2 separate regions of the Mus musculus genome follow, and region 1 is linked to region 2. A link is a loop called in an ENCODE intact Hi-C map of the cell type or tissue named here. Cell type or tissue: heart. All regions are shown on one strand. Each heading gives the region's core, and the rest is flanking DNA. Links, peaks and the distances in the headings are about the cores only.

Evidence for each region. Peaks named below come from ENCODE experiments on the same cell type or tissue, not always from the same donor. Only the 100,000 strongest peaks of a DNase experiment are listed, where the experiment ranks them.
Region 1: a loop joins it to region 2, with 2.1 times the contacts of the local background. A loop is called at or near these places in 2 of 42 quality-filtered maps.

Annotation. Positions count from the first base shown.
Region 1 is chr10:56,996,333-57,009,010 of GRCm38, reverse strand. No RefSeq gene overlaps it. Among named protein-coding and RNA genes, the nearest start is that of Gm36827, 20 kb to the right of the region's middle. In heart, for the core only: a CTCF peak has its summit at 7,468 (motif pointing right); no DNase peak of the experiment used is centred there.
Region 2 is chr10:56,593,454-56,606,131 of GRCm38, reverse strand. No RefSeq gene overlaps it. Among named protein-coding and RNA genes, the nearest start is that of Gm36595, 170 kb to the right of the region's middle. In heart, for the core only: a CTCF peak has its summit at 5,927; DNase peaks (open chromatin) are centred at 5,981, 7,781 and 8,501.

The DNA of each region.
Region 1 (12,678 bases), core at 3,114-11,113, 400 kb before region 2:
GAGGCCCTGAGATTCCGTGGTCTTACCTCATCTTCTGTCCTTGTTTCTCTTGATTGATACCAGTTGAAGATTTGAACTTTGACCTTGCCTCCATACTTTCTGTTGCATAATGGCTCACATATGTTTACAGAAAAAAAGTATGATAAAGTCAGATGGTTCTTCTAAAGAATTTTAGAAGGAATGGTTCATCTTTCCCCCTGGTTTGAGTGCATGGCACTACCTATTTGTTTCTGGTTCTGTCCACAGAAGTTCTGTTGTGACAAATTGAATGGCATACTTTGCACTGGGATAGATGTGATAGCAATGTCAAATAACCAGTGCTAACATCATAGGGGTGTTGACAATTCAAAATAGAAAAGCCCTTAAATACAGAGACTTTTATGGAAAAGAAAATGAGATGTAACACATAAATTCAGCAAACAGATGCATTTACAGACTCTCAAGATAGCAGAAGACAGAGCAGACATCTGGGAGATTTCAGCTGTGGAGTAAAACTACAATCATTGCTTACAAAGACTTTCTTTGCCCCTTGCTTATAAACAGCCAAATAGATATGTGGCAAAGTATATAAATAGGAGAAATCATTATATCCCTAATGAAGTATTCCCTGCCAGAATTTGAGTAACATTTGGACAGAAATGAGAAAAAGTAACCCTGAGATTCTGAAATTTTGAACCTTAAGAAGGATGCTTAGAAACACATGAAACTGAAGAAGAACGAAGACGAAAGTGTGGATACTTTGCCCCTTCTTAGAATTAGAAACAATCACCCATGGAAAGAGTCACAGAGACAAAGTTTGGAGCTGAAACAAAAGGATGGACCATCTAGAGACTGCCATATCTAGGGATCCATCCCATAATTAGCCTCCAAACGATGACACCATTGCATACACTAGCAAGCGTTTGCTGAAAGGACCCTGATATAGCTGTCTCTTTTTGAGACTAGGCCGGGGCCTAGCAAACACATAAGTGGATGCTCACAGTCAGCTATTGGATGGATCACAGGGCCCCCAATGAAGGAGCTAGAGAAAGTACCCAAGGAGCTAAAGATATCTGCAACCCTGTAGGTGCAACAACATTATGAACTAACCAGTATCCTGGAGCTCTTGACTCTAGCTGCATATGTATCAAAAGATGGCCTAGTCGGCCATCACTGGAAAGAGAGGCCCATTGGACATGCAAACTTTATATGCCCCAGTACAGGGGAATGCCAGGGCCAAAAAGTGGAAGTGGGTGGGGAGGGGAGTGGGGGGAGGGTATGCAGGACTTGTGGGATAGCATTGGAAATGTAATTGAGGAAAATACGTAATAAAAAAAAAAAAAAAAAAAAAGAAGGATGCTTAGTAATGAGTATCCTCCAAATATTTGACTGACATCTATTGTCCTGCTATGTGGGGGTGGAAGAAGGGGATTTCCATTGCTGATCCTAGGCCAGTGTATGGTTTGTCTACATGCAAACATGGTTTAGGCTCTTCACCCTTATCTCTTCGGAAGTTTGATAAGATATCATCTCCTTGCTTTAATCTGAAAGTATGGTTGTTTGTAATACCTATTATTTCCCAAAGAGCATTAAGCACATGTATTTCTTACATCCTTTCTTCTCCTAATACTCTCAATCTTTTCTTATTACATTGACTCTTCTTGTTGTGTGTGTAGATATGCCTTCCCAAATGGGATCCAGAAGTTTGCTTGTTAAAAAGAAAGTCATCCTTTTATCTTGTAAGAATAAAAACTACTTCAAAGCAATATGTTCATCCTCAATACACTCATTTATTGCTTAATATCACCACTGCGATACTGCTTCTCCAGGAGCATCAGGAAGTAGCATGACTAGTTCCCCCTGAGACAACCTTGTAGAACTTCCCCCAAAAACTTAGAAAAGAAGCACAAATTTAACCTGTATTCTCAGAGATTAAAAGCCCAACACAAGGGAATATAAAATGAAACACTTCAAAACGTGAAATATACAATGAACTGTGATATCTTGTAGGTCAAATGTTTGTATGATCTACAGAGAACTGAAATGTCTCACTGGCATTGGTCCATGGCTCACTGATGCTAAAGGAACCGGTATAGTTTTCCATTGGATGAGATGCTGTATCCTTTGCAATGAGACAACTATCTTTCATAGCTTCACCAACATCCATTGCTGATGGAGTCATATAGCAGTTTACCACAAGGTTGTAATCTCGGTAGAAGACAGCTGTGCTAACGTCTCTGTTTGCCTATAATTTATGGCCAGAGGGTAGATACCTTGAGTAATGTGTGCTCGTTTGTTCTTAAATGAATAAAGAAATAAACAAAGTAACAAGCCCAGAAGATTGAAGGCATATTGGATACTGGGGCACTTCAGATTATTATAGTTATATTATTATAACTTACACAGTGCTTATTATTAAGAAATGCTGAGAAAGGAACTTAGGGATACATAGTCCACTGCCTAGGGCCATCCGGCCCAGAAATTACAGAAGATTAGAGTTCACCTTACTTTGGTGTACAGATTACATTTTTAAAACCACTATCTTACATGAGGAAAATCTAAGTTCACATGTGAATATTCACTAGCAGACACATTCTCAACTCTTATATCTGTCTCTTAGTTTAATAGGTAGATTTGTTGCTGAGGATAACTCCAGTCGAGTCTCCTCAGTTACAGGATTTTAGCTTCTATGTCCCTTCTTTGTAAGCACAGGTTTGTTAGAAATTACCCCCATTGATTTGTGATTCATGACTTAACAAGTAACTGGTACAGTCTAATTTTGTTTTTATGAATGTTCTACTCAAATTTTTGAATGTTATTCTTGACCTGCTTTACTTCAAGATAGAAAGTATTCTAGCCACTTGGGCTTAAGTAGTTTTATTGAAGTAAATCTCAAATACCATACTCACTACTTACATTAAAAGAATTTGCCACTTTTTTGCCTCTCTCTTAGTTTGTTCAGAGTTCAGCATCGACCGCTCAATTAATTTTAGAACACTTCCATTTAGAACCTGTCCTGTGCTCCTTCCCTGATGTGTACAATGTACTCCATGTTTCCAGTCCTAGGAATCTTTATTGTCTCATGATTTGCTTATTCTGGATGTTTCAAATAGATATGATAAGTGTGTGTGTGTGTGTGTGTGTGTGTGTGTGTGTGTGTGTGTTTTCTTCCATGTTGCATAATGTTTACAAGTTTTGTCCATGGTGTAGAATATTTGGTGCACTTAATTTTATTCTGAACACTACTTCTCTCTGTGTTTCTACAATGTTTATCCTTTCTTTAGTTGGTGGATCTTTGGCTTGTCGCGGTTCTTTTAAATGCTGCCTCTGTCCATGTGTAAGGTTTGGGTGTAATTTAACTTCATTTCTCACGGCTACATACCTGTGAGTAGGATGGCTGCCACGTCTTATGGGAAGTCCAGGTTTAAAGATTTGAAGGACCACTAGACTATTTTTCCAAGTGGTGTCTTATTTTATATCCTTCTGACAGTGCGCAGTGTTTCAGATGTCTTCACCTCCTGGTCAACACTGAAGCAAGTTTTTATTTTAGTATTTAATGGTTGTGAGGTGGCCTTTTATTGTGGTTTTTATTTGCATTTTTTTCTTAACATAGCTTCCTAAAAATGATAAAAGTATTTGTTAAAGAAATTAAAAATCATTCAATATGCAACAATTTCTACTTTTTAGATTCTTCAGTCTGTTCCTTAGCCGACAGTCGAATCTGCTATATGTTGTACACATCTTACAATGAAAGTGGTTAAAAATCCCTGTACAGTTAAGATTGTTCTTCAAATTCCCCTTGGAAATTACATTAACTTGAGCTCTGCCCTTGGATGATTACAGAACTCTGTCTAGTGAGAAAGTTATATCATAAAGGATAAGTGAGCATACTTGGAATCACATCTCCCATTCTCAAAGAAGTCTCATCCACTTAAAGTTAAGCCCAGCTTCTCAATACTTTTGACTTTGAATTCACTTTTTAGGAGTAATAAGAATAAAATAGAAAAAAATATGATTTCTCTAAGTTAATGGGATTTTACAAAATTGAGCAATTGTGGCCCATTGAAATAGACAGTGGTTATTACTGCCACTCTAAAACGGCATAGGCACATTCTTCAATAGGAATTTCATTGTAGGATGAGAACCTTCCAAAAATTTGTTTACACACACACACACACACACACCCCTTATAATGTAACAGTAGGAAAACTCTTATACGAACATATCAGGGAGTTATTAGCTGAACTTAAAGATAAGCTTACAGGAGAAGCTGTATGGTTAAGCAACAGAATTTCTTATTTTTAAAATTAGTGAATATGGAATTAGTGAATTTCATATTTTTAGAACTCCTTAACAATCTATTTGTGCTTAAAAACCCCAGCAAATAAGTTCTCTGGCCTTTGTGCTTTGCTGCAGAAGTATTCTTTTTTAGTTGTTCCCATGGTTTCCATAAAATTTGTGCATGATTCTTCATCTTTAATCACTTATATGCACACACACACACACACACACACACACACACACACACGCACATCCTTTTTCTCTCAGATTTAGAATTGATCAAACTCCAAAGACAGTCTATTAACTATAGAATTTAAATGAAGCCATTTCTATTCTTCTTCTTCTTTTTTTTTTTTTTTTGCACTTGGTTATCTTTTTTCATTTTTTATTCTTTATTTTATTTATTTACATTTCAAATGTTATCCCCTTTCCCAGTTTCCCCTCCACAAGCCCCCTATTCCCCGCTCTCTCCCCCTGCCTCTATAAGGGTGCTCACCCACTCACCCACCCACTCCTGCCTCAGCAGACTAGAGTACCCCTATCCTGGGTCATCAAGCCTCCAAGGGGCTCCCCTACCAGTGATGCCAGATAAGGCAATCCCCTGCTACATATCCACCTAGAGCCATGGGTACTCTCTGTGTACTCTTTGGTTGGTGGTTTAGTCCCTGGTAGCTTTGGGGGGTCTGGTTGGGTGATATTATTATTCTTCCTATGAGGTTGCAAACCCCTTCAGCTCCTACAGTGTTTTCTCTAACTTCCCCTTGGGGTCCCTGCACTCAGTCCAATGTTTGGCTGTGTACATCTTTATCTTTATTGGTGTGACTTGATTTCTATTCTTACAAGTAGCCTATAGTAAAAGTTTTGGTGCAGAGCTTTGATATCATTCATGCAATAGAGAGAAAGAAAGCAGAAAGAGGGGGAAACATGTTCATACTGTATTATCTCTGGATTCTTTTGTCATTTTCAAATGAGCCTAATCTTAATGACTGTAAGACTTCTGACAATGTTCTTTAAAACAACATAAGCCGACCATGGTGGCACACACCTTTAATCCCAGCACTCGGGAGGCAGAGGCAGGTAGATTTCTGAGTTCGAGGCCAGCCTGGTCTACAAAGTGAGTTCCAGGACAGCCAGGGCTATACAGAGAAACCCTGTCTCGAAAAACCAAAAAATAAAAAAATAAAAAATAACAACAACAACAAAAATCCACAACATAAAACAAAACAAAACACCTGTAATAGCATGGATTCCAAATTGAGCACAAAAATCCATTCTGAGCTTGGAAAACGAATTAGAATCATGATTCCAATTCTTCTTCTGATCAAATGTTAAAATGAGAAGAGATCACCAAATAAGAGAGTAGGCAGATGCTGAGTCTGAATTATTTTGAAATCCTAAACAAACCCCACTACAGAGGCCCAGAGCCAGGTTCCATGTGCTATTCCACATGCTCTGTGGGTCTGTGACTTGCTCCAGCAGCTGTTGTCAGCATTTCTCAGGTCTGTCCTGAGCTATCACCAAGAGGCATCTCTGTGAAGACTTGCCTTCTGCCTCCACCATATGTCCTTGTCTAATCCCAGAGTAAGTTTCAGTGTTACTAACAACCCTCAGGACAGTGTCCTGTGAAGAAAGCGCACCCCTCCAGTGCTTGCGTTGCTATGGTCATTGACATCATTAGTTCTGTAGATTCCTGGCTCTTTGGAAGCCTTTGGTTTGAGAAATGGAAGGAGGTGGTTGTATGCAGACTGAGATCGTGTGCATTTGAATGGTCGCATTGCTGTCAAACTTGCCTTCTGTGCTGCTGTTTTCTTCTTCTCCTCCTTTTCCTTCTTCTCCTCCTCCTCCTCTTTCTCCCCCTCCTCTTCTTCCTCCCCCCTCCTCCCTTTTCCTCCTCCTCCTTCTTTTTCTTCTTCTTCTCCTTCTTTTTCTTCTGTGTTTCAAAGATTGGTAATATTGTACATCTTGAGTATTATTCTCAGAAACCCTCCCGAATATGATTCATCTGGCTGATAGATTACTTTCATTTCCTAATTTGATATATATTATATAATTTGAGAATGTGCCTCATACAGTTTCAAGAGCTTCAATGCAACAACGGAAACAAACATCTGGACCCATTTTATCAACTTGCTCATTCCTATCTTAAATGAGAAAATAGTATATTTTTAATTGAAAATATATTTTTTCATAAAATATATTCTATTATAGTTCCTCCTCTCTCAGCTCCTCCCAGATCCTCCCTATCTCCCTATACACAAAATCAACATCCTTTCTTGCTCTCTCTCTCTCTCTCTCTCTCTCTCTCTCTCTCTCTCTCTCTCTTAAAGGAGAAGGTAGCATATTCTTTTACAAATATTCCATCCCACAGATATTGGTTACATCCATTTATAGAATCAGAAGCTTATAGGAAAACAGCATGAATGCCACAACCATGGAACTGTTCAGTGTAATATCTGCATGCAGCCTATAACAACAATAACAGTAACAACACTCTCCTGATTTGGGTGCAAATAGAAACCAAATGGGGCTTAATTCTCATTAATCAAAGTATAGGGAGATTTTCACTGCATTATCCATCCTTACTTCAGCCTAACTCTCATAAATTTGTAAGTGACTGATTATTGACACCATACAACTTGCAACACAATAGATGGAATTATTGATAATGCCTATGTAGGAACACATGGGACTGACCTAAATATTTCCAAGCTTTATAGTATTAAAGGGGGAGAAATAAAATAGCCTTGGCTCATTTTCCTTTCATTCTCCGACTTGACAGTCCACGTGAGCATTTTCCTTCTCCCCAGACTGTCCGTCATTGGGCAGTGTGCTTTGCTCTACGGACCTCACACCTTTTCATCCCTCATCCCCATCTAGCTTTTACTCCGAGGCTCTAGAACTCTGAAGACTTGTTTACACTTCTAAAGTGTGACATTTCCTTCCATTCAGGGGAATTCAGTTCAAAGTGGTACTCTCTACAAAAAACCACAGAGTCGAAATTACGATCAAATGATCCGTTTTCTTGGACCTCAATCTCTTCTTGTACTAAAAAGAAAAAAAAAAAGTCTTGACAATCAAAACAGACGGCACCTGTCCTGCTTGTAGCTTCGAATAAGCACGTGTAAAATGTGACTTCCGTAGACTGTGACAAATGGCCTATCACAGATCAAATTACTGTCCTAGAATATTTACCGCTTCAGTAGCATGAGTTGGTCAGTAGATGGCACTGTTTGTTACATTAAAAAAGAATCGCTGCCGCCTGAGACATCACCTGATCAGGATAAGGAAGGGTAGGAGGGGAGGCGACCCTGCTCTCACAACAGAAACTGCGTTGATTTCTTAGAGGTTAAAGTGACCTTGAAAAGGATCCCAGCACATCTCTCTGGTTTTTCAAAAGGAAAGTTCTATTTTGGATATTCTCAGAGGGGTGGATATTTTTAACGCACTTCATTTACCCCTTTCAAACGGGAGCTACTCAAAAAATTCTGTATCCGAATCACATCTTTTTTCAGTGTTCTTGTCTTCAGTCCTGAGGTGAATATAGAACACTTCTTTACGGTTTCTTCCTGAAAACTCTGCCGAGGTCTTGAGGGAGGTTCACTAGTATCCGACATAAGCCTTTTGTGCTTCCTTGGTCCCTCTAGTCTGTTTCTCAGACTGTACATCAAATCTGCTCCCTCTTGAATTCTAATATGCCATTCAGTCAGGCCCACTATACAGCATAGTATCTGGATGTATACCTTATTATTAGATAATAAAGATATGTGAATGTTGACAGGACACAGAAGATATTCAGGGTATTTTTATTGGCCCCAAAGATTTCCAATCTTTAGAGAAATTGATCTATCAAAATGAACGGAAATAACGTAACTACAGAGTACAAAATATTGACTTCAACCATTTTAAACCAACTGTCTCTTTTCATCTGATTCTTATTTTTCTATGTTTTCTTTTTCTTTTAATATTTTTATTAGGTATTTTCCTCATTTACATTTCCAATGCTATCCCAAAAGCCCCCCCCCACTCCCCTACCCACCCACTCCCCCTTTTTGGCCCTGGCGTTCCCCTGTACTGGGGCATATAAAGTTTGCATGTCCAATGGGCCTCTCTTTCCAGTGATGGCCGACTAGGCCATCTTTTGATACATATGCAGCTAGAGTCAAGAGCTCCAGGATACTGGTTAGTTCATATTGTTGTTCCACGTATAGGGTTGCAGATCCCTTTAGCTCCTTGGGTACTTTCTCTAGCTCCTCCATTGGGGGCCCTGTGATCCATCCAATAGCTGACTGTGAGCATCCACTTCTGTGTTTTCTATGTTTTCAATGTAAGAATTTAAAGTATTTTCAAGTAAACATTCAAACTAATTTGATATATATATATATATATATATATATATATGTAAATATATATACTGGATCATAAGATATCATCCATTTTTTTAAGCGCTGGTGTTTTCTCTGCTACATTTTAAATCTCACAGAAGCATGTAACTTTTTATATGGCATCGACCACAAGAGTTTCACAGTACATACTTGATAATGCTATACAATGGATGCTTACTAAGCATTAGTTGAATGATTTAACAAATTGTTCCATTTAAGCTAACTATCATCCAGAGCATTGCCAGCTACTTTCAAGATATAGTTTTATTAACTGTCACATCACCATTAAGTTCCTGTATTAAGTCTTTACTACACTGTGCCAAGTCTATAATTTTCCTTTGACAAAGTAAAAACAAGCCTTGAAAAATTAATTCTTCAAATTATGAGTGTATATAGTGCAGCAAATTATTCTGTATAATTTTTCTGAGCAAAATATTGTTATAAACATTTCCATTGTATTTTCTTACAATTAAACTTTAGTTATTTTAATTCATTTGGAAATATTTAGGGTTTAATTTTAAGGATTTTTTCTCTTTATTGAGTTTGCATTATTTGTACTGTTGCTGTTTAGGCTGCCACTTTAACTTTGCTAGTGATTATTTTTATTCATTCATTTTTGAAATTAAGTTTGTTCACTTTATTTTATAGTTAGTGTTTTGTCTTTACGTATGTGTACCATATGTGCTCTTGTTTTCTGCAGTGGTCAGAGGGGGGATTGGAGCCAAAAGTAATTGTGAACCACCATGAGGGGCCTGGGAGTTGAATTCTCTAAGAGTAATAGGTCCTATTAACTACTGAGCTGTGTCTCCAGTCTCTCTCTCTCTCTCTCTCTCTCTCTCTCTCTCTCTCTCTCTCTCTGTGTGTGTGTGTGTGTGCATGCAGATATGTCTTTGTGTTTGTGTGTGTGCGCGCATGTTCATGTGTGCTAACCTACATGTATACCCCCTGTATGCAGGTTCTGATGGAAGCCAGAAGGAGTTAAGAAGACATCGGACCTGTAGTTAAAGCTGGTTGTTAAGCAGCCTGATATAAGTGCTCGGAACTGAGCCTGGATAGTTGGCAATAACAGCAAGTATTCTTAACATGTAGGTTACCTCTTCTGTCTCAGCTACTGGTTATTAACTATAGAAGAGTGAATACATTGTAATTTTCCTATGCAGAACCCAGAATTTTATCACAAAAGATACCATGTAAGATCATTAACATGTGATTATTGAGTACGCCTATTATGTGAGGAAATCACTTGGTATTCCGTACTATCACTTGCCGTCCTGTGAATGTATTTAAAACAAATAGGTACTGTCTCTTTGGGGGAAAAAAATTGATACAGATGACAGTAAATACCGGAAACAGTATTTAAATTAGGGAAATAGAATTTAAAACCACAATGTGATTCCCCTGTGGAGACTGAGGTGGTAGCAGATCCTGCAGGAGATGTGGAATTACTTCCTACAAAGCTTGTGCATATTTAGAATCATGTGGCTACTCTGGCAAGCAGTTTACTGTGTCTTGAAAACTAATGTGCCGTTAGCATATGGGGCAGTACTTACCTCGCTATGTGAGGTGATTTCTCAGACAATGTGGAAGAGTGTCATGCTGTGAGGGAAAAGAAACAATGTCTAAAGGTCACATGCTGTATGATACCATGTAACGTGCTTGAATTGATAAAATTACAGAGATGGGGAATAAATTAGTGGTTGTAGAGGTTACAGATGGTGGTGGGGGTGGGCACTGTCATGTGGCAGTGATATAAAAAGGTAGCAAGGGGGAGAAAATTAGAGGACATTATGTTAAGAAAAATAACTCAGTCCCCAAAAACCAAACTGAGCTGGAGAGATCGCTCTGTGGTAGAACACTTGCCCTGTATGCTTGAAGCACTTGGTTCAGTTACAAGAACCACAGAAAAGAAAAAAAAATGAAAAGAAAATAGAACAAAAACAAATAAAGGAAGGAAGAAAAACGGGAGAAAAAGAAGGAAGGATGGAAGATGGACAGACAAATACTGCCTGCTAACACCTTCATGTTTTAACTAAAATTTATCTTCCATAGTAGGGAGTAGAATGGTAATGGTGGGAACCTGGGAATGGTGTGATGGTCTCATGGAAACAAGATAATATGTAAGTATATAACTGTATAAAGTGAAATGAAATCTCAGTGGTAATAGAACAGTTCAGTATTTTGAGTGACATGGTCACGCTATGAATATATTTAGGGAAAAAGTGTCACACTACACTTATACACATACACAGACACACAATACACACAATATACAGATACACACATAAACACACACATACACATGCATACACACATATACACATAAACACATACACATGCATACACACATACAATGCATACACACATATACATTCATACATATAAACTTATACACTCATACATTTATACATTCATACACACACAGACACACATGCACACAGACATACACACACACACACACACACACACACAGAGAGATACACACACATACACACATTCTAGCACTCTCAGTGTCAACATGTCCTATCTTGAATCTGTACTATGGTGTGTAAGTTATAACTATGGGTGAAAAATACATTCTGCTTTTCTATACTGCTTTCACGCCTTCCTGTGAATCTATAATTTCTAAAAGTGGGTGAACATTTGAGTCATTTACTGGCATGTTGGTGTAAATTCTAAAAGAGGCAGTTTGAATTTTTATTTTTTTTTCTTTAATGCACTCACTCTCTTATTTGATACACCACAACTCTTTTCTTCTGGTGAACTTGCTTTAATGTTAAATAGATCAGTCTTTCAGAGCAATCTTTCCAGCTTCTAACATAGTAAACAGATAGGTATGCAGAATTAGTTATTTTGCAATTTTTATAGTTGATGACAACAATTAATTTGGAATATTCTGAGGTTGATTGAGAAAGGGGCTTGCTTATTTTAAAAGGAGTATTTTATGTGGAAGATAAGTATTTAAAATATCCTATTTATTAGAATATAATAAATGATGACAGAATGATGATTATCTTTGGGGGGTGCTATTTTAACTGAGAAATTATTAAAGTAGAATATCTGCTCGCACTCCTCATGGTGCACTTAAATCTGCAGAGGAAGAGAAACTTTGAGGAATAAGTCTGCCGTGATCTCACATCAAATGACAGAGTCTCCAGACAAATGCTTCAAAGTCTCGCTTGGTGCACAGATGTAACTAGAAGCAACCTGACTTTACTGAGATCAGTTGTCACCAGCTCTAAAGTACCCTGACTTAGGGTCAGAGCACAGAAAGGAGGAAGTTGAATTCTCCTACTAAAGGACTCTGGAAAGTCTTATTCTAGAATAATGTTGGTGGAATTTTAAAATGTAAAAACTAGAAGATTTTTCAATCACTCATCAAATAGATAACTAATATCAATTGTTTAGCAAACATGCGGCCAATCCCTGCAGCTTTCCCATACATATGTCACTTGTGAAAATTAGCCTTCTAAGAACCTATAAAACTTAAAAAAAAATCCAGGAATAACTTATTTGAACTTTTGACTTGTTAAGTATTTTTCTCCATGAATATAATTTTGAAAAGTTGTAAAGCTGTTTTACACTTATATTATTTCATGTGCATGACTGTTTCCCTGAATGCATGTATGTGCACCACATGCATGCCTGGTATCTACAGAGGTTAGGAACAAAACCACCAGATTCCCTCGAACTGGAGCTACAAATGGTTGTAGCCACCATGTGGATGCTGGGAATAGAACTCGGGTCCGCAACGAAAGCTGCAAGTGCTCTTATCTGTTGTGTATTCTGGGCTTCTCCTTGAAACAACTTTATACTTTGTTATGCATATGTGGTAATTGGCTTTAAGATAAGGTTTATAAATTGCTTTTTTAAGAATTTGTTTCTGCTGGGTGTGATGTTGCAGGTCTTTAATTGAAGTACTTGAAAGGCAGAGGTAGAGGCAAGTTTACCTATATTATTTCAAGGCCATTTTGGTCTATAGAATGAGTACAACAGGGCTTACACTGTGAGACACTCTCTCAAAAAATTGTCAAAATGT
Region 2 (12,678 bases), core at 1,688-9,687:
TTTACATATTATCTAAGAGGGACTACTCATCGTTGTTTGTTTTAGTTTTGAAGCTCTATTTCCCTGCCTGGCCTTGAACTCTCCATCCTCTTCATTGGTCTCCCCAGTGATAGTTGTCTGTCATGTACCATTGTGTCCAGCTTTTAAACATTTCCCTAGGAAAAATCAGTTTAAGGTTTCAAACAGAACTTCTGTCTTTGATCTTAAAATCAATTTCTAATGAAGACTTGCAGATCTGGATTTGACTGGAGATGAGGGGAGAGACAAAAATGTCAAAACGACTTTCTGGATATTAAACAGTTGTTTTAAAAGTTCCATGATTTCAGAGTATGTGACTAAGACACATATGGGTTAAATTTTCTTAAAATATACAAGGTTAAAAGAATTAAGAGAAGACTGGTTTGGCTCTGATTGACTGAAAACATTTACAACCCAGTGACCGTCCTCCCCGTGTCTCTTTGTTAAAGCTTCTCTCTGGCAAACCCTTCACTCTTATGAACTCAACATGTAGAAGACCAGGTTGGGACTGAGAAAGTAGTTGAAAAGTGAGTCATGAGATCAGTTGTTTCTGAAACTGGCAGACCATGTGGATTGCAATGTACCACTCCTGTGTTTATTTACAATTTTATTCTTCAAAATATATGATGCTGTTTTCAAATTATCTTCAAATCACACCTTTAAACATTGATATTTGCATCTTCCTTCCTACATATAATATTAGTTCTAGATTTAAGAATTGTTCAATCCTTTATTTTTAACGACATTAGAAAGAACTTCTATAGTTTCCTTGTAAATGTATATGCTTTCTAGGAGAGAAATATTAAAATTATTATTATTAAAATTATTAAAGTCCCAGAAAAGCCAATGAATGTATATTCAAGCAACCTTTCCATAGATGTTTCAACCTCCATGAGAAGTATGAATTCTCATTTTTATTCACCTGATCAGAGGCACATGCAAATTTACTCAATGCTTTTGTGCTTTTACATTGGACATTGTTCTTTACCAAGCAAAAATTGTTGAGCATGAATGAGATCGGTGTTTGAGGACTAAACTGTGTACAGTATTTATTTTTACTGTTTTCATTTTTATTACTTATCTGTAATCTGTGTAAATTTATGTGCATATCTGTATGCAGGTCATTTTAAAGACCAGGAGCAGGCATAGGATTCCCTGGAGCAGGAGTTACAGACATTTGTAAGCCACTGGACATGGATTCTAAAGTCCCAACACAAGGGATGGTAAAATGACAAAGACTATTAAACAATAAACCACCCCTCCAGCCTGTGCTGAAGTTCTTGTAAGTGCTATGTAGTTATTAAAAAAAAAAAAAAAAAAAGAAGTGTTCAGTAGTCAGCAGTAAGCTGGTGAAAGGTCCCAAGGAGGCAACTGCAGGGGATCCCACTGTGTACACAACTGGGCAAGTTTACCCCAACATATACCACTGTGGTCTATTCTCAACACAGACATCTAGTCGTTAACTGGGTCAATAACTGAAGCTCCCAAAGCTGCTTCCCCATTGAAAGTCATGAGTTTTAAAAGGCTTGTTGTATAAAGACTTGGAAGAAAAGAATCAGCAGAAGGGGATTTCAATGTTGCTGTTGCACAACAGTCATCAACAAGCAACTGTTGAGTTCTTAACATATTCAGAGCAATACCTGGGCTCATGGGAACAAACTGTAAGTACCTGTGCATAGCTGCCCAAAACTTGGAGTTTAGCAGACAGTAATGAGTATGTGTATGCTTTTATGACTATTTAAGGAGGTACTGGGAGAGAGAGAGAAAGGTCCATATAATGATCCTTGATACTTACTCAGAAAATGAAAGAAGCATATTAGAAAAACACCAATGCTTATTTTAACAAAAAACAATAACAATGTCAGAATCTTTGAGAATGGCCTCTCTTTTCTCTTTCAGGAAAGACTCAGAAGATAAACAAAGGTAAACAAAGGATATGAGGAGGAAGAGAGACAGAAGCAACATCTTGAGTATCCTGTGTCTCTGTTAATGTTGTCATTTAAGAGATTAGCATCCTAGATAAGGTAGCAATTACAAGGGTGAGCACAGAAAAACAGGATCCTTTGAATGTACAGCTGCCATGTTCTTATTATCTCATCCTTGGCTTCCTTCTGTGACAGCCCTTCTATAGAAATGCTTCTCTCTGACAAGGATTACACTTTCCCTCAATGGATCACAAATCAACAAATCAAAAAATAGGGAAATAAAATAAACATTCTCAAAATAAAGTCCTAATTTTTGTTACAAAAATTTATCAACCATTCAGCTATTTTAGTGAGTAGAATAAATCTAATGTGGATTTAAACACACCACACACACACACACACACACACACATAGGGCTGGCGAGATAGCTTGAGATAGCTTTCAGTTAGTAATGTGTTTGCCAGACAAGCATGAGATATGCAGACCTCATGAAAACAAATAAAACAAATAAACAAACAAACAACAAAACCTGGGCATGGTAGGAACAGTTGTAATCTCAGGGCTGCAAAGACAGACACAGGAGAATGCCTGGGACTGGCCAGCTATCATTGCTTACTCTGTGAACTCCATGTCATTGATACACCCTGTCTCAAAAACAGAGTGGATTGCTCCTAAGTAATACTAATCCAAAGGCTGTCCTCTCATCTCCATAGACATATACACACATATATACACACACATGCACCTATGTGCACATGCACACATACATATACACAACTATAGAGGCTGTTCATTAGAACAGGTATGTTTCACATCATGGAGAATTACTAGTATATGTATAACATATTTTGATTTGTAAGACTCTGATGAGCAGCTGGGCAGTGGTGGCGCTCGACTTTAATCCCAGCACTTGGGAGGCAGAGGCAGGCAGATTTCTGAGTTGGAGGCCAGCCTGGTCTACAGAGTGAGTTCCAGGACAGCCAGGGCTACACAGAGAAAACCTGTCTCAAAAAAACAAAAACAAAAACAAACAAACAAAACAAAACAAAAGACTCTGATGAGCCTTAGCTCCTGGGGACCCTCTGAGTGAACCATTCTGAGCTGGGGATCAAAGCAAAAGCAAGAGAAATTTATTGTTCCAGCACTCTGGGGTTGTCCTGTACCCGAAGGAGAGGCAGCAAACCCAGGCGGCCTGTTCAGCGAGTTTTTATACAGTTTCCAGGGGCAGAATAGAGCATCAGCAACTAGACACAATGTGATTGGCAGAACAGTGTGACTTTTAAACTGATTGGTCCTTAGGGAATGAGGTAGCAAGTGCTTGCCTTATCTCTTGGTAGACAAAGGTCAATGCCCCCTGTGCTCTTTCTGAGGAATGTAATCAGCCTCTCCCTTCCAGAGGGGAGGGGTGCCTATGTGCTTTATGACCTCTCTTCTAGGAGGGGATGGGGCCTGGTGGAATTTTCCAAAGGTCCTGAGCTGACCTCTTCAGATTCACCATTATGACTATGCAAAAAAATGTTTCGTGAAATATTCACTCCCAGAAATAAAAATATATTTGCATACTTTAAATTGATCGCATGGATTTATACTTGGGGTTGTTTAATTTATTTATTTATTTTTTTATTTTATTTTTTAGTGTGTCTGAGTGTTTTGCTGGCAAGTATGTCCATGCACCACATTTGTGCAGTGCTCATGGAGGAGGACACAAGAGAGCATCAGATTCCATGGAACTGGAGTTACAGACAGTTGTAAGCTGCCATGTGAATGCTGGGAAAGGATCCTAAGTCCTCTAGAAGCACAGACAGTGCTCTTAACTGCTGAGCCACCTCTCTAGACCCTAACACTTATGTTTTAGTGACAAATGAACTTGATTTTTGCTTGTTAGCTACACAAGAGTGGATTGATGACAGTTCTACTTGCTTTCCAGATGACCCACATTACCAGTAATGTGAGGGTAATAATCTGTGTTATAGTTAACAGTCTCTACTGTACACATGAGCACTGTGTCATGGCCAAACTGCTCCAAACATGTCTACACACCTACTCTTGGTATGTGTTTTTCTCTCTGCAGTAACAAGCTGTAGATCACACCATTTCAGGTGAAAATTTGGATAGTCCCAGTGGAAAGAATGACTTCACCCTACCCCCTGTCATCTCTGCTGGTATCTTTTTTAAAAAATGATTCTTATCATATTTACAATGTAAAAATAACATTTTTCAAATCAATCTTTGCCCCTAAAATGCATTGCCATTGGAGTGTACAAACTGTTTCCTTTCTGATTACCTGAACAGTGTTGTATTTGCACTGTGACATTTTATCTGAGATCTGATTTCTGGCTACTTACTAGTGGTAAAGATTTGTAGCTAGCTACCAGTTCTCCCATTGCTTGTATTGTCACTGTTGGCTACCAAAAATAATCCAAAGATTGCGTTTGGCTCCCAATTATGCATTGGTAGTGAATGAATAAAATCACTGAATCAAAGTAAAGGAATAATATGGCCACAAGACAGATATACCTGTGGACAGCCAGGATGAGAAAGCCTGGAGGAAGAGTAGTCTAGAACGAGATCAAAGGCAGCTGAGTATAGAGGATCTATCGGCAACAGGGAAAGGGAAAAGAGGGGAAGGGACCAGATTTGAAACCAAAGTTTCAAGGAAAGATCAATAAGCAGTTTGTTTCAGAAAACTCATCAAACCAGGACTCTCTGCTTCAAAAGTTTATCTTAGTCTTTAGTCTGATAGATGCTACAGGAGCAACAAGTAGCATCTTGACTGAGGGATGCTACAGGAGCTGGCTAAGGGAGAGGGCAAGTGCAAAGAGTACCATGTGTAGGTTTCAGAACACTGTAGAATGAGTGCCCTTAGGAGTTAATGGGTGACTGTGAATTATGTTGCACTCTATATCAGGAGGAGAGCGTACAAGACAGAGGCAGCTGCTGCTCCTGTTTTCCTTTTCCCAGCAGATGGTCTTGCTTACATGTTCAAAGGGCATTTGAAAATGAAGGCAATACAGAGTATAAGACCTGGAAGCAAAAGGCAAATGCCGGCTAGGAATAGGAAAGAGGAGGTGGATGACATAGTGCTGCAGTGGTCTCCTGAGGCTGCCAGAAGGAGGCCAGGACAGGTGTGGTGGGGTGGAGTGGGGGGGGGGGCTTGGGGGGGAAGGGCAGAGGGAAGAGCATTTCATGGTAAAGGGTGGAGGCAGAAATGAAGGCTCAGAATAATCACTGTCTGAGGGTTTGGAGGTAAGGAAACATTTCTTTGCAAAGTTGCTACCTTCTTTTGATTCCTTGCAGTTTCTGGCTTTTAAAGGGAGGCAAATGACCACAGTTGCTCACTTTTGATTAGGATCTCAGGGAGACAATTCTCAAGGTGTGTATTTACTTTCTCATATGTCTCTCTTTAGACGTTCTGGACTCTGTTCCCACCAAAGGCAGTTATTAATATGTGCTTTGCTATAGACCTTTCCAAAAGACAGGGATATGATACTTGAAAACATAATGTTCACAGCAAAGTCAGTCATAACTTCAAACATTACCATAAGATAGCTTTCTTTCTTTCTTTTTTTAAAAAAATCATTGGTTTTTTTCTTTTTTTAAGGTCTAAAGCGTTATTTCTATAAATTAAATAAAGGAAAACTTTGTATTCAATCAAAAAGTAGTTTGTGTGTGCTACATAAAATTCTTATTTATTTTTATCTTAGATCTAAAGAGAACTCAAGTAACCACACAAAATCTTTTTAATAGTTATCACAAAAGGATATACTGCTTTTTACAAAGCTGATTTGTGTATTATGCTTTCTGGAAGCTAGTCTAAGATTGTTATCAATGTCTAATGTCTAAAAGAAGGTTTTTCTCTCTGAGTATGTATAAAATATGGAAAAGACAAAGAGAAAAGGCTCAAAATTTCTAATATTTTCTTCAACATTGCATTCGTAACTTTGAGCCTTGGTATGTCTCCAAGGAGAGGCACTGTGTCCTTAGGTGGCGCTCAGCATCCTGTTTACAGCCCTCATCCTTGTAAACCTGGAAGCCAGGACTTCCCACATCACAGCAGCAGGCTTCTGTGAGAGGTTAACATCCTGTGTAAAAGGCATTTGAGTTTCTAACATCATAACACTGTGTTCTATGAACTCGTGGGAGAATTTTCTCACCGGGGCTTAAACAATTGGCCATCACACCTTTTTGAAGTTCATAAGAGTCATTTTGGATTTCAAAGATTTCTCACTAAGGGGAAGAAAACAGGCTAGAATTTTCACACAACCATTGGACTGAGCATTGTTAGATGGGGCCTGAACACCCTTGTTGTAAATCAGCACTTTTGTGCTTTTAATAACCTTAGCTGGAGATCAGAAGTGATGAGCCAAGTTTATTGTTCTTAATTTCTTCATGTCAAGCAAGGAAACCCTATGTTCATCTAGGATGAGAACAAGAAAGAATGCAAACGTAAATGTCCTTGAGATTATTTGGCTAACACAAATTTTGGAAATATCTCCTTAAACTACTTTGCTCTATGTTAAACATCCTCAGATTTTTCCACCCTGAACGAACTTAGGACAAGTTGTCTCAAAGCCATGATTTGTCATATAAAGCAAAGCTTTAACTCTTTCAGTACAGTTTGAATTATTTATAGAGTTCATGCTCCTTAAACCAAGAAACTTAATGAGATCATGACTCTGATGATAAAGGCGTCTTACTTACACGTTTTGCCTTAGTCCATGCAGAGTCCAGTGGCAACTTGCTCTCAGTCAGTACTGGATCCTGAGGACAAGAAACTGCAGACCTGCAAGGAGAGGAAATCACTCATAGTTACTCTAAAATTAAAGTACCTATTCCTGCTTTACAGTTTATCAGATGTTTCAGCCGGATGCTGATTGTTTTAAAACTGTCTAAACATAGTGTATTTCCTAAAGGAATGTTGGCAAACTGAACACTTGCTTCTAGTGACAACATCCGAAATTTTATTAACATAAAAAGGCAAATGAGTAAACAGACACACGGTGTTCATCAGCATATGTATTTCTTAGGAAAGCTAAGCCCCTGGAAAAGTAAGTCATGATTTTACAGTAGGTTATTAAGTACTAACCATAATAGAGATTTAACTTACTGTTAAATCCTTGAAAGTGAGGAATAATAGCCTTCTAACTTTGGATATGAATGTAATTTTTCCCTCGAGTCTTAATAAAGATTAGGCATCTGTGGATAAAAACCTCACAAACTAGAGAAAACACATTTTAAAATTCACTATCCCTTCAGAAGTCTGCCCCATCGCCTTGTACATCTACCTGTGGTTTGGTTTCTCTATGCTGTCAATTGAAAAGGAACCTACTTTTCTAGATTGGAGATTTTGCTTTTGGGGTTAGAACAGCTTCATTCCCCCACTCCGCTTGTTTTTAAGTACCCCATAGTTTCAGGCTCTTCCTCAATGAAGAATAATGATTTGACTGACAATTATTTTCAGCACATGACCAAAGGCTCTTTTGAAAAAAAAAAAAATCTCAAAATAACACAGGAAATACTGAAGGGCTAATGGCTCAGACTCCTACAGTTAAATTAGACTTACAGAGAAAAAAAATTAAAGGGATGAGTGTGTGTGGTAAAGCTCTTAAGACATTTTTAATGAATATAAAGTAGTCCATCCAACAGGTAAACACAGCAGTCTGAAACATGTTTTAAGAAACTACAGGAGTTAAAAATGTGCATCAGGAAGCTGCAGTGTAACACCATGCCGACGTCTTGAGGAAATAGACTTTCAAAGCATCGATTGTGCAATGCTAGATGAGTCACATAGGAAATTATGAGCCTGAATCCTGTTAAGACACCAGTGGTTCCAATAAATGCTCTGCTCTTCTTCCCTCTCTTCCAACACAGCTGTGCTGTCTTCTTGGTTTGAGGGTCATCCAGCTGCCCATGAGTAACCACTACTAATCTTTCCTGTTGTTGGTTTTTGCTTTGTTTCTACTTAATTAATAATCCATGTAGAATTCTTGTCTTACACCCTCTCTGACTTATTTCAAGATTGATAAGACACTGGTCACACAGTTCATGACTTTAGGATGGTGCCTTTTATTCAATTAGCCTAGCTGCCATTATTTTTAGCTGCAGGTAGCTGAAGGAATTCTTATAGTCCGAAGACTACAAAGGTACAAAATGGTTTAAGGCTGTGAATAATCAGTAAAAAAAAAATCATATATAGAGCACCATACACAGAAGCCAAATGTTTTCCGACAGACACAGATCAAGGGACCCAGCCCACCTTGGGTATTGGGGCAAAGGTTAAACATTGTTGATCACTGTTAAGTCTTGTTAAGAATTTTGGTTAAGCCTTTGTTAAAGTCTTTTTCTATAAGCACCTTTTGATGTTTCTCCATGGACAAATAAAACTGTTGAGAATATGCCATTTGAGAAAGCTTCCTTAATGCCTTATATCCTTGAATGGAGAGCTATCCAGAAAGAATGGCACTCCAGCTGCAAGAGCTAGTGTAATGACGGCTGCGGAAGGCAGGACTCCTGTTTGGAGTCCACAGCCTGTGTGAGCAGTGGAAACTTCCACTGGGAGCAAGACTAGCCCAAGTGAACTTTAGATGACCTGGCCTACAGCGTCTCTAGAGAGCCCCACGTCTGGTTGATATGACCTTTCAAAGGCTGTCATCAATCCAGTCCAAGGAAAGAAGAACACAACCCCTACACAGCAAAGAGCTGTGACTGGCAGATAGGAGGGCTATACCTATTCTTGGCTGCCATTGGCCTGGCTATTGGTATAAATTAGAACCACCCAGTTAGTATACTATACCCACGCTTTACAGTCCCTTCTAGCTACATAGCTAGCCAATCTTACTGCATTTTAAGTTAGTCCAGACAAATCATTGATCTCAGAATGCATATGCTTTGCAGCCGTGCAGAGTGGTGAAAATAATGAGGGCTGTTGTGTTGATGGTAGCAACAGCAACATGCAAGTAAGTAATGGCATGCAAAGGGCAACCAGGTGTAAAGGGCACACATGAAGCTAATACTGAAAATGCCAAGAAACTGAGGGTCCAGGCCACTGAAAGACATTCCAGAGAGCAGCCAGGGCTTAAAGACTCAGGATACTGTGCAGGATGCAACACTAGCTGGTATTAGAGACTAAGTCATGACACCAAAGGGTTGGAGCAAAAACTGCCTGGCACTGATTGATGTTACTACCAAGAGCTGAGGGCTGTCCCAACTGCTCAGTACTTGCCGTGGGAGAAAATCAAAACCTAGAGCAACAAACCTCCTATCTGAGCAGCTACACATATGATTCGGGTTTCTATCATAAGAACACAAGGATCTGCTTGGCAGGACTTGGATCTTCAGACAACATCCACCTAGCCCATGGGCTTTTGACTCTCCAGAACTGGAGTGTGGATAATAGTAGAGTTACTTATTGCCTTCCATGCAAGCAGAGAAGCACCAAGCAATCTGCTTGATACAAAGACTGATGCTTTAAGGTAAGAATGGAAGTTGGAAGAACTAAGCAAAAAAGAATAAAATACCCTAGAAGTAATAGATCCTTAGACTCTTTGGAAATGTCTGTGACAAAAAAATAAATAAATAAATGTAATATTGTGCCCAAAACCTGTTGGGTTTGGATTGGTTTGGTTTTTGTCCCTGTTTTGACATTTTAAGACACATTTCCCGTGTCCCAGTTGGTTTGAAACTTCCTATACATCACAGGATGACTTTGAACTGTTGGTCCTCCTGCCTGTACCACCCAAAGATTGGGATTACCACCATACCTACTTTTTTGTAGGACTGACAACACCCTGATAACCACGCTTTATCCCTAACCAAAAGGGTTAGTGTGTGTGGGGGGGGGGGGGGGTGGAAAGGGGGACTAAGGCATGTTTATGTACTTGTATATGGAGACCAGAGGACAGCCTCAGCTGTCATTCTCAAGAACACTACTGCCTTTGAGCCAGGGTTTCACACTGGCCTGGACCTCACCAATTATGCTAGACGAGTTAACCTATGAGTCTTGGGATGTTCCTGTCTGCCTCCTCAGTACTCTTATTACCATTGTGCACCACTATGTCCCAGAGCCTTACAATGATTCTGGAGACTGAACTCAGGTCTTTTGAGACAGATCCTTCATCAACTAAACTACCTCCAACACTACTTTCTTCCTTCCTTCCTTTCTTTCTTTCTTTCTTTCTTTCTTTCTTTCTTTCTTAATAAACTAGATTTGAGGTTGTTTTCTAATGCTGAATTAAACAACTCAAATACTTTTGAATTCTTTATTTTCTTGGATTTCTGTGTGGCAGTGCTGATATTTGATACCCAACTGTACTTAGAAGGTTGCTGAAGTGAATGGTTGACTCTTATCCAGGTTATCAGGTCAACTCATCAAGCAGTTATTAATACCTGCTGTGTGTGCTGCACTAGTGCCTTGGAAATTGGTACAGAGGACGGATTGTGGTTAAAATCCCACGTGCTTTTCTCAAAGCTCGTCTGTTGAAACTTGCTCTGCAAGGCAACAGTGTTCAGAAGTGGATTTTGGGAAGCAGTTGGGTCATGAACGAGTTAATTAATGAATTCCTAGCTCAATCGTCTATTGGTAAGTGGTAAAAGTGTCAGGAGGAAGGCTCTTAATTGTAGAAAGCGAGTCATTGGAAACATGCCTTTTAGAGGTACATGTTGTTCTTGGCCCTTCTTAACCCTCATCTTTCTCTCTCTTTCTGTCTTTCTCTTCTTCTGTCCTCAAGCCATTACAGGGTGATGGCCCCAAAGCAATTCTAATACCATACATTATTACAAAACTTTTAAATAAATCACACACACACACACACACACAAAGGCATTGTCCTGTCTTTGAGGGATTTCGGAAGTCTGTGGCACAAAATAGTTTTTCATCGCCTTTTCCTCCACACAAAATTGGCACATGTATAATTCTCATTGAGAGAACATCTTGGAGAACTGTCCTGTCCTTTGCAAACATCTACTGCATATTTCAAGACCTTAGGTTGTTGTGGGCTTATTTACTACTCCTCCTTCTACCAACTTCCATGTCTAGCTACCCGAACTCATCATCTAAGCTCTTTTTCTTTTCAATTACATCTATTTATTTGTGCATTGTATGTGTTCACAGTCCTTTATGGGTGTGTGGAGGCCAGAGGATGACTTAGAGAGTCATTTCTATCCTTTGGCTAGGGAGGGCCCAAGGATGGAACTTAGATCTTCAGTATTGGTAGTAAATCCCTTTATCTCCTGAGCCATCATGCCAGTCACAATATTTTCTTAGCAAATTTCCAATTATCCAGAGTCTGAAGTTTTTTCTTTCCTACCTATATTAAGGTATTAGGAGTCATTCTTTAGAAACTGTGCTTATAGCATGTACAAGAATATAAAAATGTATATATTGAAAGTTTTATTTTGTTCAAGTTATCTTCCAACGTCATTATTTTCCATACAATTATCATGAGAGTATGTTTTTTTTTCTTTTGAGACAGAGACTCAGATTTGTAACTTAGGTTTGTCTTGAACTGACAGCCTTTCTTCCTATACTCCCAAGTGATGTGAGTCCATATACCACCAAACACAGTTTACATAGTCAGTTTTTCTAGTATCCACCTAACACTTGAATATAGAATTCAGTAAACCAAGTCTTTTTCAGTTCTTTATTGAATGAAAAATATCGAATGTATAGCAAAGCTTAACGTGTCATCCAATGCCATCCTCCTAACCCTTCCCACCTGGACTCAGTGATGTTACCATATTGCTATCACTTACTATGTCTGTCTATCAAATAAATGCAGCCATGTGACATAAGTACAAAAATTGTATAAGTACAAAACTTCCCTCTAATTTTGTGTGTTACATAATGGATATAATATGTGGTTAAAAACAAGAATCCATAAATGTTCTTTTTTCCTTTTAGTGGGTTTTTTTTTTATGTTGTTGGGTACTTTTGTTTGTTGTTTGTTTCTGAGACAGAGTTTCTCTATGTGTCTCTGGCTATTCTGGAACTTGCTATGTAAACCAAGTTGGCATCAAAATCATAGTGATAGATGGGCCTGCTTCTGCCTCCTAGGTGCTGGGATTAAAGGTTTGTGTCACCACACATGGTTTTATACGTAGTTTACAAAGGCTACTTTGATATTTTCCTCATATTTCTTCCACAGTCTATGCACCCTAAGGAAGAATTTTTCCTAAATCATTTAATAGATTTTTCATCCTGTTGCAGATACTTTGTTGCTATATATAATTTGATTGAAAGAAAGGGTACAATACATCAATTACAATGTATATTATAATTCTAAATGTTGATATAACATATAACCAAGGCACAATCTGAAAGGAAGTAATACAGACAGGAAAAAAAAAAAGAAAGCTAATGTTCAGGAAGTTTGGACCCATGTCTTAAAGGAAACAATATCACTCTGTGTGGAACAGAGAAAAATGTTTGTTCCACAGATGCAGCTATCTTTTCTGACCTTAAGCATCTTAACCCAGAGATGTAAGACCCTGAAGACAGAGCGAGTAGTAAGAAGACTGATTTCTGTCCTCACTGTTAAAGATAACTACTCAAGGCCAAACCATGAGGTGCAGACATAATTAGCATAGTCACAGACAAGGCATGGCTACATTTTCCAAATACTTTCAGGAGGATTGCAAAGTCTAGTCTGAAGTTAAAATACACTATAAATTTTGGGTTCTTTCCTTAGTTGATTTCTTTGCACACTATTCAGATAACCTAGAACTTTTTCTGTATTGT